Regions from separate parts of the Homo sapiens genome. Here region 2 is linked to region 1. Evidence: chromatin loops called from intact Hi-C (ENCODE). Cell type or tissue: Caco-2. All regions are shown on one strand. Links, peaks and the distances in the headings refer to the core of each region. The heading gives the core; the rest is flanking DNA.

Region 1 (8,860 bases), core at 222-8,221:
ACTTAAGACTGGGTCTTGTTCCATCACCCAGGCTGGAGTGCAGTGGCACGATCACTGCTCACTGCAGCCTTGACTTCCTGAGCTCAGGTGATCCTCCCACCTCAGCCTCCCAAGGCACACACCACCACATCCAGTTGATTTTTGTATTTTTGGGAGAGACAGTGTTTCTCCATATTGGCCAGGCTGGTTTCGAACTCCTGAGCTCAAGTCGTCCACCAGGCTTGGCCTTCTGAAGTGCTGGGATTACAAGCGTGAGCCACTGCACCTGGCCTATTTTTAAAATTTCTATTTATTTATTTACTTTTGCACTTTTACTTAAAAGAGCGACTGACAAATCAGTTTTTCAGACTTGGGCATTTGTCAGACGTTTTCTTTAAAATGAATAAAGTTAAGGTGTCACTTCAAGGGAAATAACCCTGAGTATTTGTCCTGAGCCCCAGGTTTGTGAACATCTGCCCTTGGAAAATGGGAGAGTCCACACTAGGAGCTGCAGGGACCCATTTGCCCCACAAACTTCTGCAGGGGTTTATGTCTGAGCTATGTGCCACCTGCTTTCTGGTGTCCTTCCTTTGTGAATTTCCCAAGCGCTTTTGACTTACTTTAGTAGCGAGATGGCTGTGTTCTGGGTTTGGGTTAGTAGTTTCATGAAGATACACCACCCTTCCTCTTCCTCTGATCTGTAAGAGATAGGAAAAAACCAAAGTGTTTTTCCTATTCTAATCCAGATCACTTCCTCCATGGTCTCTAAAACGTGAGGATTTCTCCACACCAGCAGCCAATCCGTTCCCCAGCAGATACCAGCCATTAGAGATGGGAAGAACCGAGGCGTTCTTCCTACTCTGATGCACCACTCAACACAACACTTCAGATACCAGATATGTGGAGATTCTGCACCCCCCACAACACACACACCAAGCAATTCTCCAGCAGACACCAGCTGTGTAGTTCAGTTCAGTTCTGACGCTGCCCACCTGGCAGTAGTGTCAGATCCCACAAGTTAAGGGCTCAGTCCCAAGAGACTACTGCTTCTCTCCTCAGATGCCAACGTAAATCGCCAGATTGTGACCTGTGCTCCTGACTGACTGTCTCTAACTTTGGCTTCCCATCACCCCTTCTCAGGCTCAGTTCATCTACTAGGGCAGCTCACAGAACTTAGGCAAATACTTATATTTGCTGATTTATTATAAAGGATATTTCAAGGGATACAGATGAACAGCCAGAAGGAAGAGATGCACAGTAGGGCATGTAGGCAGGGGGGTGGAGTATCCATGCCCTTTCCAGATGTGCCAGCCTCCTGGCACCTCAGCAACCAGGAGCTTGTCTGTTATGTAGACATGATTGATTACATCATTGACCATTGGTGATCAATTCAACCCGCAGCCTCTCTCCCTTCCCCAGAGGTCAGAGGGTGGGGTTGAGAGTTTCAGCCTCTAATCAGATGATTTTCCTGGCAACCAGCCACCTACGCATCAGGAGACTATTGAGGAGCCCACCAAGTGTCGCCTCATTAGAACAAAAGAAGCTCCCATTACCCAACAGATTCCAAAAGATTTTGCAGCTCTGTGTCAGACACTCCGGTCTCTCAGGAAATTACAGAGCTCTTATGAGCTCTGTGTTAGGAACTGGGGTCAAAGATTAAGTATCAGGGCTGGGTGTGGTGGTTCACGTCAGTAATCCCAGCATTTTGGGAGGCCAAGGCAGGCAGATCACTAGAGGTCAGGAGTTCGAGGTCAGCCTTGCCAACATGGCAATACCCCGTCTCTACTAAAAATACAAAAATTAGCTGAGCATGGTGGCAGGCACCTGTAATCTCAGCTACTGGGGAGGCTGAGGCAGGAGAATCGCTTGAACCAGGAGGCAGAGGTTGCAGTGAGCCAGGATTGCACCACTGCTCTCCAGTCTGGGTGACAGAGTGAGACTGCATCTCAAAAAAAAAAAAAAAAGATTAAATATGAGAACGAAAGATGCATATAAATAGATAGGGACGTAATTTCCCTATCTATTTATAAGGGTTTCAGGAGCTCTACATCAGGAACTAAATGTATACCAGTGATATGGTTTGGATCTGCATCCCCACCCACATCTCATAGGAATTGTGATCCCCAGTGTTGGAGGTGGGGTTTGGTGAGAGGTGATTAGATCATGGGGGTGGATCCTTCAGGAATGGTTTAGCCCCATCACCTTGGTGCTGTGAGTGAGTTCTCACGAGATCTGGTCGTTTAAAAGTGTGTAGCACCTCCCTGCTCCCTCTTTCTTCCTCCTGCTTCTGCCATGGAAAATGCCTCCCTCCCGCTTTGCCTTCTGCCATGATTGTAAGTTCCCTGAGGCCTCCCCAGAAACGTGTCACCATGCTTCCTGTACGGCCTGTGGAACTGTGAAGCAATTAAACCTCTTTTCTGTATAAATTACCCAGTCTCAGGTATTTCCTTATAGCAATGAGAGAACAGATGAATACAACCAGAGGCCAAATACATATTTCTTATTACACAGCATCATACTTTGCTTCACATGTGTATAACCAAGGATGTTTTTGCTTGTCTTATATGGTATGACCAGCTTGGCAGTGGATCTAACCTTTTAGGACTTTTGCTACTAACTCTGCTTGGTTTCTGTTTGTGTGTGACAATGTGATTCAAGCAGATGTTATAGTCTGGTGAACGCCAGGTGTACTGTACTGGAGAAAATAGAAAAAGTCAGGGGCTGGTTTGATATCTTGTGGTCTTCCTGCATGTACTATATGCCAGGAGACTTACTTCATAGTAAGACATACTATGAAGCCACTAGAAATTGTTTTTAAAGACTAGTTTAGTGACATGATGTTAAGAAGAGTGGCAAGGTACAAATGCCTATAAATAGACCAGAATGAAAATATACTTAAATGTACCTGGAGAAAAAGGCCAGAAGGAAGTGCGCCAACATGATAACGTTTATCTCTCGGTGCTCATAGAATGAGTAGTTTTTTTTTTCTTTATACTCTTCCACATTTTCCAAATTTTCACAAATGGGCTTGGATTACTTTTATAATCAGTAATTTAAATAAACCTTTTAAAAGCACAGCTTGTCTATATTTCATAGTAAAGTCTAGATAATCTCTGCTGACTTTAAATTCAGCAGTATTATATACTTAACTATGATTGAGCTAAAAGATGCTGTCATTGAATTTTTAATTTTGATACGATGTCCATTTAGAAAATAAGTTAGAACCTCCTTTGGACTTTTTCCCTCAGTGAACAGCTTATATCAAATTAGCATGAGGTTGATTCTGAATTGGCTCACACTTGAAGTGAATGTCCTTTGTAATTTTCAAAGTGATCAGTGAGGGATTAGAAGCTTGCTGTAAAGTGGCAGTTTACCTACACTTGCTCAGCTGTAAATTATTAACTTTTGGCCCAAAGGTAGCCCTGGAAGTCCTGAGCTATTCATTCAGGAGCACGGTAGGCAGAGGCCAATGACCTTAAAACCAAACGGCCAGATTTCTAAGCGCAGTCTTAAAGCATTCTTCTTTGTTTCCACAAAGATCAAAGATATCCTTAAATCGATGTTAGAGAAAGCGTTCAAAGAAGTGTTCAGCTTCAAAGAAAAAAAAGTGGTAAGCTTTCTAGCCCTTTCCAGCTCGAAGTGCCCTGGGGTCTGTTGGTTTCTGGGTAGGTTGGGCGATAGGGACTTTGCCTGGTTGCCTTTTTTGCGTCTGCTTCCTCATCTGTGAAATGGGGATAACAACAGTGCCTGCTCAAACTTGTTGGGTGGACTGAATGAATCCGTCCATATAAAATGCCTGGCACATAAGCACTCATCAGCTGTTGTTATAATTAAGGTCAGTCCTTGAAAGGCTTAAAGAAACCTGGGCAGGAGGCTGCTGTAAGTGACAAGCCACCCACACTGTCAGGCTGCATGCATTCCCATTCGTTAGGTGCCTCTTTGGGAATTCTGGATACTGACTGGCACACAGTGGGCATTCTGTAAATGGTGGTTAAATGGATGAATGAACCGGTAAGACCCCCTCCCTCACTATGGGTTTCTCTTACTCATCTGTAACTAATTCCAAAGTCTACCATCATGAAAGAGCCTGCACTGTTGTCACCTGCCTCTACTGAGGTGGCTGATAGACTAGCTGCTGCTGGTGTCTATCACACAGGCTACAGGTCCTGGACCCCTGCAGGATGGGCAACCACCATCCTGACTGGCTGAGAGTGGACACCCAGGAAAAGATGGGTGTGGGCCATGCAGAAAGCTGCAGCGGAATGGCATTAGTGCAACTCCACGTGTGTGCCCGACGTGCTGGAACAGGGAGAGGGAAGCAGAGGCAGCGTAGTGTCAGAAGCGTACACAGGCAGAGGTGGCTAGGGGAGTGGGGAGCATCCATGTGGCCGGCAGCTGGGGACTGACAGGCACAGCTGGATCCTCTCCCACCGTGTAGCCACCTGCCCAAACTCCACTAAGCCTTTTCAAGGACTGACCTTAATTATAACAGCTGATGAAGCTTATTGTGTGCTGGGCATTTTACATAGATGAGTTCAGTCAATCCACCCAATAGTCTCAAGCGGGTGCTGTTGTTATCCCTAGTTTAGAGATATCAAAGAAGTTGAACAAGCCCCATCACAGGAAAAAGGAGGTGCTGGGATTTGATCCCTGGCAGCCTGACTCTGAAGCCTGTGTAACCTTGTGCTTCCTCCTCCTGCTGGAAACATCCTGTTCCTGTGTGTGGACTGCACACCCCGGGTGCCAGAAACCTCACTGTGGATTGTCTGTCTGAGATCTACCCTGTCCATGTGTCACAGTATTGGAAAAGGTTCTGGAACTCTGGCCTTTGTCTCAAAAAAAGTTGGGGGTGGGTGGGCGGTCTCGCTCTGTCACCTAGGCTGGAGTGCAATGGCGCGATCTCGGCTCACTGCAACCTCCGCCTCCTGGGTTCAAGTGATTCTCCTGCCTCAGTCTCCTGAGCAGCTGGGACTACAGGTGCCCCCTACCACGCCCAGCTAATTTTTGTATTTTTGGTAGAGATGGGGGTTTTGCCATGTTGGCCAGGCTGGTCTCAAACTCCTGAGCTCAAGTGATCCATTTGCCTCGGCCTCCCAAAGTGCTGGAATTACAGGTGTGAGCCACCGTGCCCAGCCTGGCCTTTTTTTTTTTTAATACAATAAAAAGATTAATTGAAAATTATTAAATCCATAGCATAGTTTACTGCAGTTTACCGTATTGTTCAATTTAGGTATAATTACAGATACAGGTGCCCTAATACCACAAAACTGTCTGGCTAGTGTGAACTTTGGTCCCTAAAGATCTGGTGAAATCCCTAGCCAGGTGCAGCAGAGGAATTTGTCTTTGCCTGGATTATCATCTTTGGTTCTTACTGTCCTGTGTTGCCTCTGTGGCCCATCCATTCCTAGGCTGCAAGGATGGCTTCAGGCCATTTCTGCTTGTAGAGACTTGCATTCTCTCTCTGGAATTGCTCTAAGCTTAGATTTTCAGTTGAGCAAACACTCATCACATGTACCTGCAGAGAGCTCCTGCTGTCTCTTTTCTCAGTTGCATACCACCCCAGGTAAGGAGGGTCCCTCTGCCTCCAGTGTCACTGCAAAGCGACAGCTACCTGTTGCCCATTGCCCAGGCTCACGTTTGGTCTTTTGTTTGGCTGCCTCTCAGGTAGTGGAAGGTGAAACACAGGACTTTTCCTGATAGAGATAGTTATTCCTCTGTTGAAATCCAATTTAAATATCGTTCTCTTCATGGCAAAAAAGAGTCCTAGAGTTGCTCAGGCCATTCTTTGGTTCACAGTCCCCAGGATGCATGCAACTGGGATTTTTCTTAAACTACTTACCTCTTTTATTTCTATGGTAACTCCCATGCTAGGAATACAAAACACAAATCTGCACAGCAATGTTGCACACTCTCTGTTTTATTTTCCCCAAATTAGCCATGTTTGAGCGTGGACCTCTTCATGGGCAGTGAGGATCACTCAGCACACATTTCTGTAAACTTTTTGGTGCGCGTGGGTTTTACTGTCTTCTGTTGAAGCTGTGTCCCCCATTTGGAAGGACGTGCAGGTGTGAAGGAAGGACAGTTCTTGCTGAAAAAGATGGGAATGGCTTGCAGATGTCTGTGGATTAAGCAGATCTAAAAGCTATGAGAAAACTGCCTACTTGTGTGTGTGCGCGTATGTGTATAGTAAATGTATATATGCATATATTTTATATTGACATTCTGTAGATATGTTTGAATACAGAAACTTGTTTTTACTCCGACTACTGAATCCAGAAGTACCAAATAATATACAGTAAACAGTAAAACCAAGATTTAAGGTTGTGTCAAAAAGGTACAGTGATTCAGTCATATCCATTTGTCATTTGTTTTAGCCTTTTTTTTTTTTTTGAGATGGAGTCTTGCTCTGTCACCAGGCTGGAGTGCAGTGGCGCGATCTCAGCTCACTGCAACCTCTGCCTCCCGGGCTCAAGCAATTCTCCTGCCTCAGCCTCCTAAGTAGCTGGGACTTACAGGTGCATGTCACCACGCCTGGCTAATTTTTGTATTTTTAGTAGAGACGGGGTTTCACCATATTGGCCAGGGTGGCCTCGATCTCCTGACCTCAAGTGATCTTCCAGCCCCAGCCTCCTAAAGTGCGGGATTATAGGCACGAGCCACTGCTCCCAGCCGGTTTCAGCGTTTTTCTTTGTTTGTTTGTTTTTTAAGAGGGAGTCTCACTCTGTTGCCCAGGCTGGAGTGCAGTGGCGCGATCTCGGCTCACTGCAAGCTCCGCCTTCTGTGTTCACGCCATTCTCCTACCTCAGCCTCCTGTGTAGCTGGGACTACAGGCGCCCACCATCACGCCCGGCTAATTTTTTTTTTTTTTTGTATTTTTAGTAGAGAAGGGGTTTCACCGTGTTAGCCAGTATGGTCTTGATCTCCTGACCTCGTGATCGCCCACCTCAGCCTCCCAAAGTGCTGGGATTACAGGCTTGAGCCACTGCACCTGGCCTCAGCATTTTTTGAGTGTTTTTCTTTCTGCAGTTGATCAGTTGGATCCTCCATATCTTGCGTATATACATGGGCTCAATTATTATGTTAGGATAATCAAATAAGAATACTAGTTCAATGATTAGCACTGAGTGGTTGTTAGGCAGTCATGTGCTCAACACTGATGTCACCTCTTTCTGTAAGCATACTGAGTAGAGACATTTTTTAGGTTTAAATTGACTTAAATGAAAGTGAATAAAAAGGCCTTTTCAAAAGAATGGGTTTGAAAAACCTCAGTACCCTTTAATACATGTACATTTCTTTCCTTTCTTCATTTAATATAACATGTGTCTGTTGTAACTGTGTTTCTTAAATGTTATTTTAAGGTTATATGTTCTTTAATTATGGTCAAATATAATTTGGTCACCAAAAACGAAATAATAGTTTAAAACAAGTAGCTGTTACTAAGGGTGCTAAAAATACTCATTTTATAATTAATTTTTAAAGTTTTCTTAGTATATTATAAATTGTGCCCTGGTCAAGTACAAATGTACACATCAAAATGCCCATATTGTATCTGTCTTTAGTCACTTGATGTGAATTATATGTGAATTTTTTTTGGTTCAAAGTTTTACTAACCAGAATTAAACACTCCGCATGAGAAAAACGGCACAACACAATCTTGAGGTCCCTTCTGAATCATCAGATTATATTATGCTTCATATGTTAAAGAAAAAAGAAACCTGCCTACTTTATTAAACTTACAAGTTTAATAGAGTCTTGGAGATTGATGTCTTGGGGCATGATTGGGAAAGTCTCCAAGGCATAGGTCCATCCATGTATTTCTTCATTTATTGACATCTTGTGCCCAGCACTTACTGAGCCACAGCAATGTGTAGTAAACATAATGCGTCCTCAGTCAGTGTTTGTTGAAGGGGTAAACAAACCCCATTCTGGGTTGTGTTCTTTTTTTTTTTTTTTTTTTTTTAAATATGAGACGGAGTCTTGCTCTGTCACCAGGCTGGAATACAGTGGCGCAATCTCGGCTCACTGCAGCCTCCGCCTCCTGAGTTCAAGCGATTCCCCTGCCTCAGCCTCCCAAGTAGCTGGGACTGCAGAAGTATGCCACCACGCCCGGCTAATTTTGTATTTTTAGTAGAGACGGAGTTTCACCATGTTGGCCAGGATGGTCTTGATCTCCTGACCTGGTGATCCACCTGCCTTGGCCTCCCAAAGTGCTAGGATGACAGGCGTGAACCACCACACCTGGCCAGGGGACATGTTCTTAAAGTTTATGAAGCATCAGCTTTGTCTAAGCTTTAGTCAAGAGTCAGAACTAATACAGATGGTCCCAACTTAGCATGGTTTGGCTTAAGATTTTTCAACTTCATGACGGTGTAAAAGTGATAGAAATTCAGTAGAAATTGTACTTCAAGTACCTGTACGACCATTCTGTTTTTCATTTTTCAGCACAGCATTCAGTAAATACACAAGATACTTAACATTTTATTATCAAATAGGCTTTGCATGAGATGATTTTACCCAACTGTAGGCTCATGTAAGTGTTCTGTGGACGGTTAAGGTAGGCTCGGCTACGATATGGTGTTAGGTGTATTAAATGCACGACAATACTTTCAATATATGGTGGTTTTTCGGGATGTAACCCATTCTAGGTTGAGGAGCATGGAGCATTTGTAGTCAGAGGGAAGAAAAGACATTTGGAGGATTTTGACTGGCGATTTTTATCATTTTGAGACCAGTTTTGGACTAAGAAGACAGTCAAATCAATGTTCTCTTTTGGCCTGAAGTTTTGGAATTCAGTGATGTCGTTGTCCCCTGCATTCCCCTCCTTTGTGGAATTTCAAAACCCCCTTCACATAATGAGAGAAATTAACCCTGAAGAAAGAAA
Region 2 (8,860 bases), core at 356-8,355, 68 kb before region 1:
TTCAATAAATAATTGTCATAGGCTCGTAAAGCAGAAGAACAGTATCGATGAATGGAAATTTCCTATTCGGCATTTTAGAAGGGAGTTTGAAGTGCTCCTAGGAGCCATTTTCCCAGCATGGTCTTTTCTGACCACCTAAGACCAAAATGATCATTCAGTCTCTTAATTCCTTTAGCGGTAATTGTGCATGTACTATTTCTTGGCTTTATTTTTATGTTTTTTTGACTATGCTGTTTAGCTTTTCCAATAGAAACAGCTAGCTGTGCCGGGCGCTGTGGCTCACGCCTGTAATCCCAGCACTTTGGGAGGCTGAGGCGGGCAGATAGCTTGAGCTCAGGAGCTTGAGATCAGGCTGGCCAACATGGTGAAACCCATCTGTACCAAAAACAAAAAACAAACAACAACAACAACAACAAAAAAACAGTTAGTTGTTATTAGCCTATCCCCATGCTGGCTAAGTTACATAATCATCCCTGTAAAGTTAGTGTTGGCATCCTTATTTTAGAGATGAGGAAACTGAGGCTTAGAAATGTAAGTAAATGGTAGCTAGTAAGTGGCAGAACTGTGATTTGAATCAAGGCTCTTTGACTCCAGAGCTTTCTTTTTGTCACAGATATTGACAAGTCCTGCTGGTTGGCAGAAGTCATACCTATACTCTACTTTTATTTATTTTGAGATGGAGTCCCACTCTGTCACCCAGGCTGGGGTGCACTTGCGCGATCTCGGCTCACTGCAACTTCCACCTCCTGGGTTCGAGTGATTCTCCTGCCTCAGTCTCCCAAGTAGCTGGGAATGCAGGCACGTGCCGCCACACCTCATGCCTGTACTTTGTATCACACATTGTGCATTCAGATTTTTACTGAAAGAACGAATATACCTATTGCAGTATGATCAAGCCTGTTTTATGTAATGCCCCTGCATATGCTCAGAATCAAGGATTACCCTTTTTATTTTTCTCATTTGTCTCCTATTTCTTTTGCAAACTAAATACCCTTTCCCCCGCACCCTCTATTGCTGGATTTTCTTAGGAACTCTTATACCTTATCTTGCTTTGGAAATAGCAAAATACACAGGATTACAGAATTGTTATCAATTCACACATTTGAGATTTATATGTTACCACCATTACTTCCTACACCAGTTTTCTAGCTACTTTTGTGTGTGTGTGTGTGTATTTAAATTGTGATTGAATTAGAAAACCTTGTTAGGAAGTTGAATTTCTGAAGCAATCATTTATGTTCAGCCTGTGTAACTAATGGACAATTATCTTTCAGTTTCCTCTGGAATCTTGCTTTAATGACTTTCAGAGTAGTGTTTATATATGCCATCACTTGCCTAATTAGTTTTATAAGGAAATCCGTGTCATCCCGGGTCATCCTGCCAATAGAGGCAGCTTCCAGTTCTCTTGAGCCTCCCGAGGGATGCATTCCCTTCACAAAGTGCTGGAAGCTGGCTTTCCTGGAGCTCCAGGGTCAGGGACCATTTTCCTTTTTTTATCATGGAAATGAAAAAGTCAGTGTCAGGGAGGTGGCTGACTGTACGACAGTCCTGATTATTGACTTATTTCTCTTACCTTAAAACTTGAGTTATTTCATCGTAAAATTGCAGGCAGGAAAAATATATAGAAGCAGTAGCCTTCAGATTGAGGATGAAGAAATCTCTCTGAACTTCAAGGAAATTTGGAAATGAGCAAAAATTTTGAAAACATTTGAAAATGGAATTTATAGCCCTAATAAAAAATGCAGTTAGGTGTATCAACATTTTGATTCCTAGACCAAGCACAGTGCCTGGCATATAATAGATGGCTAATTAATTTCATTGAACGAATACCTAAGTAGATGATGGATGAATGCCACTGGAACATAATGTCCATGAGGGCAGTGTTGCTGATATTTCTAGCATCATCTGGAAGGTGCTCAGTAACTACATTCTGAGTGAATGACTGAGTGCCAGTAAAAGATAAGCTATTGCGTTATCTTTTTTTGCTTTTTTTTTTTTTTTGAGATGGAGTTTCACTCTGTCACTCAAGCTGGAGTGCGCACGTGGCACTATCTCAGCTCACTGCAACTTCCACCTCCTGGGTTCAGGCGATTCTCCTGCCTCAACCTCTCGAGTAGCTGGGACTACAGGCACGTGCCACCACGCCTGGCTAATTTTTTTGTGTTTTTAGTAGAGACAGGGTTTCACCGTGTTAGCTAGGATGGTCTCGATCTCCTGACCTAGTGATCTGCCCACCTTGGCCTCCCAAAGTGCTAAGATTACAGGCCTGAGCCACCACGCCCTGCTGAGATATCTTTTTTAAATTAAAAAAAAAAAATTAGAGACAGAGTCTTGCTATATTGCCCGGGATGGACTTTTGAACTCTTGGGCTCAAGCTTCTTGCTTCAGCCTCCCAAGTGGTTGGTTTTACAGGTTTGCGCCACTGTGCCTGGCTGTTGGGTGGATTTTAGTATGAAAACTACAGATCCTAAGAGATGATCCCTGGGCATATCAACAAAGTATATGTTTTAAAAAGCCAAGCTTATTAGAAATATTATGTCCTATGATACTGGAAATCCATTTTTATTTGAAAATATTAAATAGAGTTGACATGTTGAATTTTTTAGTATAGATTAAGGCACTAGTTCTTAGGATGGCTTTTGGTGCAGTGACTCACGCTTGTAATCCCAGCACTTTGGGAGGCCGAGGCAAGCAGATCACTTGAGGTCAGGAGTTCGAGACCAGCCCTGGCCAACATGGTTAAACCCCATCTCTACTAAAAATACAAAAAATTAGCTGGGCGTGGTGGCTCACACCTGTAATCCCAGCTACTCCAGAGGCTGAGGCAGGAGAATCACTTGAACGCGGGAGGCGGAGGTTGCAGGGAGCCAAGATCATGCCACTGCACTCCAGCCTGGGTGACAGAGCAAGACTCCATCTAAAAAAAAAAAAAAAATTATTGGGGACTCTAAAGAGTTTTATTTACATAGATTTTATCTACTGATATTGGTCATATTAGAAATTTAAGATGAGAGATTTTAAAGATTTATTAATTGATTTAAAATAGTAATAGTAATCCCTTTATACAGTTACACAAACTACATAATTTTATGAAAAAGGACATTTTCCCTAACAAAAAAAATTTAGTGGGAAGAGTGGTGTTTTACATCCCTCTTCTGTCTGACTTAAATAAAACATAGTTGGACTCTCAGCTGCTTCTGCTTCAATCTGTTGTGATATGTTTTGGTTGAAGTGTATGTCTAACACATATATGTAATTGAAAAAAGGAGGGAATATTTTAATAGCTTTTTCACGTAACTGGAGATATTCTTTGATACTTTTGATAGTGGTCGTTGGCAAGTAAGTTTCTCAAAGGTTGGTTGCAAGGTAGAGAATGAAACCGTGTCTGTGTTTCATATTGGTCCATCTTATGTGTTGAATGGCTCTTTTATGTGTTGGTGTGACCGCATTCTTTAGTTTGGAAAACACTATTTCATTGAGTTCTGCAGGTTCTTCTAAATGTTGACACATTTCATTATTCAACATCAAAAAAGTCACAATTATTAGTATCACCATCAGTCTCATCAAAGAGCCTTTAAGTATTATTAGGAAGCCGTCAAGCTGACGGTAGATGCACATTTTCTAAGATTGTGTTTTTCACTTGGAAAACTTTATTGTATTTCAAAAAAGTATCTGCCAAATATCCAAGTCTAAGCAACCATATTGTAGTTGTTCTTTTGAGTCAAAGTGGTGTTTCATGGAGAGAGTGGCTGCTCAGCTCAAGACAGCCCTCATCCCTGGAGTGTAGCCAAATGCTTTATGTGTCAGAATATTTACTCAGAATTCTGAACCTTTTTTTTTTTTTTTTTTTGAGACAAAGTCTTGCTCTGTGCCCAGGCTGGAGTGCAGTGGCCCAGTCTTAGCTCACTGCAACCTCCACCTCCTGGGTTCAAGCGATTCTACTGCCTCAGACTTATGAGTAGCTGGGATTACAGGCACACGCCACCACGCCCGGCTAATTTTTATAGTTTTAGTAGAGATGGGGTTTCACCATGTTTGCCAGGCTGGTCTCCAACTCCTGGCCTCATGTGATCCACCTGCCTTGGCCTCGTAAAGTGCTGTGATTATAGGTGTGAGCCACCATGCCTGGCCCAGAATCAATAATTGTTAATGCTTCATCGAGACTTTCTTAAATGAAACTGGCATAAAAGACAACAAAAAGCCCCTGGGATTTCATGGTGGGAAGAACATAATTCCTGCTAGTACCGCCTGGCACTGTCACCTTGACTCAGGCTAAGGTTCCTGCTGTCACACCACCATTGCTCTTGCACCATCAGTGCAAACGTCAACACAAGGAAAAAGGCAAATAGTGGCTCAGTATTATCATTAAAGTGGTTTGATCATGAGGACCCTTAAGGGTTTGTGGAGCATACTTTGAGGCACACTTTGATTTAAGAGGTTAGAAACATCACATTAAAATTCATACTAATAAAGTGAAATTGTGCCAATTGCCCAAAACAGTGCATCAATCCAAAACTCTTATTTGTCTTGGAGAAATGCATTCAAAACATAGTCAACACCACTATCTCATTTTGTCTCTGTGTTGTGTTAAGATGGGTTTGCATACTTTCAGCCTCTTAGAGCAGGCAGTTGGAACATTATCCAGCAGCAGGTTGAACAGCAGAGGGGGAGGGCAGCTGGAAGTTAGGCTAATCTAACAAATGAGTCATCCACATGTGGATAATGGAGTTGTAAAATTACTCTCAGCTTTAGTCAGCAGCAACCAAACTATACGGTTAAAAATTACAGGTCTCCAAAATAGAGACTTCCTGAGAACTTTTAGTATAGCATTTAACTGAGAATGTATCAAGGGTTTGGTTGAGGATTTTTTCATAAAACCTTTCTGTTCTGGAAGGCAAGTTTGTTATTAAGAGCTTCAGTAATTTCTCTTACGAAGTGTTCAAAATGCACCAGAACCTGAACACAATGTGAGCAGCTGAGTGTTCATCTTAGCTGCGTCCATCAAGTGAACGGTTTGCTCTCTTCCTGTCCATAATTTGAGAGTCAGCCTAATGGTGAGTGGACAGTCATCTAATAAAATATTTCATACCTGTGGCAGCAGGTATAAAGCAAATAGTTTATTTTTGCTTTCCATGTAAAGTTTGGCAGTAAAGTTTTTGTCTTGAGATTTTTGTTTTATAAGAGAAATTAAAATTCCTTCTGGGCTTTTGCTGTTCTCCCCTGAGGATGAATATGCTGCCTGCCTACCCTGCTACCCCCCGCATTTGGCAAGGTTGCACATGTCTTAGGGATGGAAAACCAGTAGCCAACACTAAACCAGGCCTGCTGTGTAGACCTGGCTTGGTGAGTATGGAGCTGTTCCGCAGTAGAGGTTTGCAAAGAAACCATCACACCCTTGTTTCCTCTCTCCTTCTGGCTTTTCATTTTTCTTCTGGCCTTTTGCATGGAAGAAATAAGTCATCCCTTTTGAACAGTTTGGGTATGGAGTGTTTGCCCATGCGGTAGACTCTGGCAGGACAGAGAGGGTTTTCCCGGGCCTTTAGTTGTCCAGGTCCTGTATTCTCACATCTCCTCTGGGCTGCTGACTGCGCACAAACACAAAATTCATTCCTCCAATAGAACAGTGTTTGGCCTGGCTCCCAAAAACTGCTCTCCTCACTTGCACGGCTTTGATTGAGTGTTAGGTGTCTCTTTGGCTGCCTCCAGTGTCTCTTATTTTTAGGGCCTTCGTTAATGTCTTCTGTGTGTGAAACATGAAAATGGAGCCATGGCTGCTGGAATTGGAAACTTAGGGTTTTTAGGCCACCATTCCCTTATCACATGGCGTTATCAGGTTATTTAGTTACAGAGGTTAAAAAAAAAGTCCACCCTAGGAGCCGGCGTGTGTGGGGAAAGGAGAGAGGGGGCAGCTGAGCACCTAATGGGCAGTGAAAAAAGATATTGTAACTAAAGCTCGGGCTAGTGTCCTCAGAGCGATGGCCTTTCAGGTGCTGGCAGGGGTCTGCTTACAGCTCAGCCTGGTTACAAATGAGGGGATAAATTGGTGGTAACAGTGCCTTTTTATTTTTTTCCTTTTTCCTTTGGAAACTGGCTTTTCACATGTTGGAAAACGAGCTTGGATGCTCGGTGTAGGTAACAGGCAATTCTGATCTGAGAGGAAGGGCTCAGGAAAGGTGTGACCAAATGAGCCGTCTGAGTGGTCAGTCCTGCCCGGGGCTCACCCAGGCAGGGAGCTGGGGTCTTTCATGTGGGTGTCCGTGGACCCACAGGAGACAGGGAGGGATTGATTACAGGGGAGACCACTTCTGTTTCCCTTTCCTAAAGGAAACAGAAAATGGAAATAAAAATCTAAAATTATGTTATTTTCCATTTTTGGAATTCTGTTCATTTGTGTTTGGGGCCAGTTTTATTATTTTTTTTAATCTTTTTTGAGACAGGATCTTACTCTCTCACCCAGGCTGCAGTGCAGTGGCACCGTCGTGGCTCACTGCACCCTTGACCTCCCAGGCTTAAGCGATCCTCCCACCTCAGCCTCCCAAGTAGCTGGGACTATAGGTGCACACAACCACACCTGGCTAATTTTTTTTTCCCCTTGGTAGAGATGGGGTTTTGCTGTGTTGCCCAGGCTGGCCTTGAACTCCTGGGCTCAAGCAATCTGCTTGCCTTGGCCTCCCAAACTGCTGGGATTACAGACGTGAGGCACCGTGACTAGCCTGGGACCAGTTTTTGACGGTCCCTAGCCTTCCATGAGCATTCGTGTGCAAATGCACAGTCCAGAGGCATGTTTAGTTGACTCTGGTTTCCTCCCTCCCTTTCAATGTGTGGAACTCGCAGCGTTCTTTCTCTGCATTGCTGCGATCTGCCACACTTCTCGTTTTATCATGGACTGCAGTACAATGTAATTGTCTGTGTGCCAGTTTCCTCTGTCTTACTAAAGTGTGAATGTTTGATGGAAGAAACTCTGAGTGGACAGGGTCTGTCATAATCACCCCAGTATTCCCCATCGTGTGGTGCTGAGCTTGGTATGTAGTGGGGAGTGGGTATGCAGTGAATGTGGAATGGGTGGATGCTTGAATGAGTACAGCCGAATTTCCTGGCCAGGAAAACCATGAAGTGTTAGCACTGTTCTGATTTTACTTCCTCCTTCAGGCTATGGGCGCGTGCCAACTGACAGGGCAGGGACTGCCATGGCTAGTGGCTATTACCTAAACTCCAGCCCAGTTTTGGTGCCCCCGTTTCTGAGTCCTGAGCAAGTGTTCCTGGCATTGTGTTGGTTCCTATGGTATGTGTTTTAGTCTGTGAGACTCTTTCCTCAGTTTGAAGATCTGAAAGTAAAATGTTTCACCCAAGGTTTTTAGATTCGAGAGCTCATCCCGTAGGCCAGGGAGAGTGAGTACTAATACCCTATATGTGGCTGTGTTTAGAAAGGGCTATTGGGAAACATAAAAAATAGATTTTGACATTGGAAACAAATACATTTTAGTATGTGCTGCTAAAGAAATGTGTGCTATAAGCTATTCTCCTGGGGTTATAAATCATTAAATATTAACTTTTTAAACGATTAAACATGTGACTATATCTTATTGGTTACAAATAATAAATGCCTACTCAAACCAGCGTAAACCATAAAAGTAGAATTTGTATAAGGATTCACAGGGTGGTTTATGGGGAGAAGGGCAGGAAATGCTGCCAGGCTACAAGGGAGTCTGGAACCAGGACTAGGGCAATACCAGGAGCCAAGGCACTGCTCTTTCACCCCGAGAACCCTGGGACTCACCCGTGCTTCTCTCCCAGTATCAGATTCGTTCTCTGTGGCAGTGGTTGGGCTTCCTCCACTTCCCTGCTCTTAGGGTCTAAACTGGCAGTGTCACGTCGTGAGCATACCTCTGCCTTCAAGTTCAAATGCAGACAGACACAAGTCTCTGTTTAAATTCCTGAGGAAGAATTTGGTTGGCCCAATGTGGTCAGCTGTCTACCCAAGTCCAATGAACTCTGCTCATGGGAATGGGGCTGGGGAATAAATGTGGCTTAGAGGGCTGACGTGAGATCCCAGAGTCTGGAAGCTATTTCAAGGTTCTGGAAATAGTCTAGTAGGGCTACAAAACTCAGAGCAAGCCATAGGGTCCGGACAGTACCCTATTTCCTTTATTTCTAATTATTTTCTGCTCTGCCTTTTGAGGGAACTCATCAGTGTCTTCCTGAGGCCTGGAGGCTTTTCTGTGATCATGAAATGTACTATCTGAGGCCTGGAGGCTTTTCTGTGACCATGAAATGAACTATCAAGAGCAGGGCATGGGCTCTGCAGACAGCCCAGGAGTTCTCTGCTGCAGGGCTAAGTGATAATTCTGCTGAGGCGGTTGACATTCTTCTGGTTAGCTTTAGGGCAGATGAAAGGGAAAGAATATCAGGAGAAAAAAGAGCATCTTGAATTTGTGGTGTTTTTTGAGGTTTTTTTTTTTTTTTTTTTTTTTTGAGATGGAGTCTCTCTCTGTTGCCAGGCTGGAGTGCAGTGGCGCAATCTCAGCTCACTGCAACCTCCGTCTCCTGGGTTCAAGTGATTCTCCTGCCTCAGCCTCCCGAGTAGCTGGGACTACAGGTGCGTGCCACCACACTCAGCTAATTTTTGTATTTTTGGTAGAGACGGGGTTTCACCATGTTGACCAGGCTGGTCTTGAACTCCTGACCTTGTGATCCGCCCGCCTCTACCTTCCAAAGTGCTGGGATTACAGGAATGAGCCACCGTGCCCGGCCTGAGTTGTATTATTTTAGGGTTTGGGGAGGAGGGAAGTGGCGAAGAATGGTATATGAAGGGTGTTCTTGATTTTTCAGAGATGAAATAATTTTATCCAGCCATTTATAT

What was found. Peaks named below come from ENCODE experiments on the same cell type or tissue, not always from the same donor. Only the 100,000 strongest peaks of a DNase experiment are listed, where the experiment ranks them.
Region 2: it touches region 1 in a loop (4-fold over the local background); 5 of 110 quality-filtered maps call a loop at or near these places.

The regions. Positions count from the first base shown.
Region 1 is chr17:66,412,086-66,420,945 of GRCh38, forward strand. All of the region lies in intron 2 of PRKCA (protein kinase C alpha), which reads left to right. It overlaps PRKCA-AS1 (PRKCA antisense RNA 1), which reads right to left and starts at 4,769. Exons shown (of 4, transcript NR_110822.1): 1 at 4,458-4,769; 2 at 2,885-3,700; 3 at 600-677. RefSeq lists enhancers at 1,986-2,280, 4,256-4,755. In Caco-2, for the core only: no CTCF peak of the experiment used is centred there; DNase peaks (open chromatin) are centred at 3,466 and 5,386.
Region 2 is chr17:66,344,111-66,352,970 of GRCh38, forward strand. All of the region lies in intron 2 of PRKCA (protein kinase C alpha), which reads left to right. Among named protein-coding and RNA genes, the nearest start is that of PRKCA, 46 kb to the left of the region's middle. RefSeq lists enhancers at 1,821-2,115, 4,481-4,775 and a silencer at 1,821-2,115. In Caco-2, for the core only: no CTCF peak of the experiment used is centred there; a DNase peak (open chromatin) is centred at 4,651.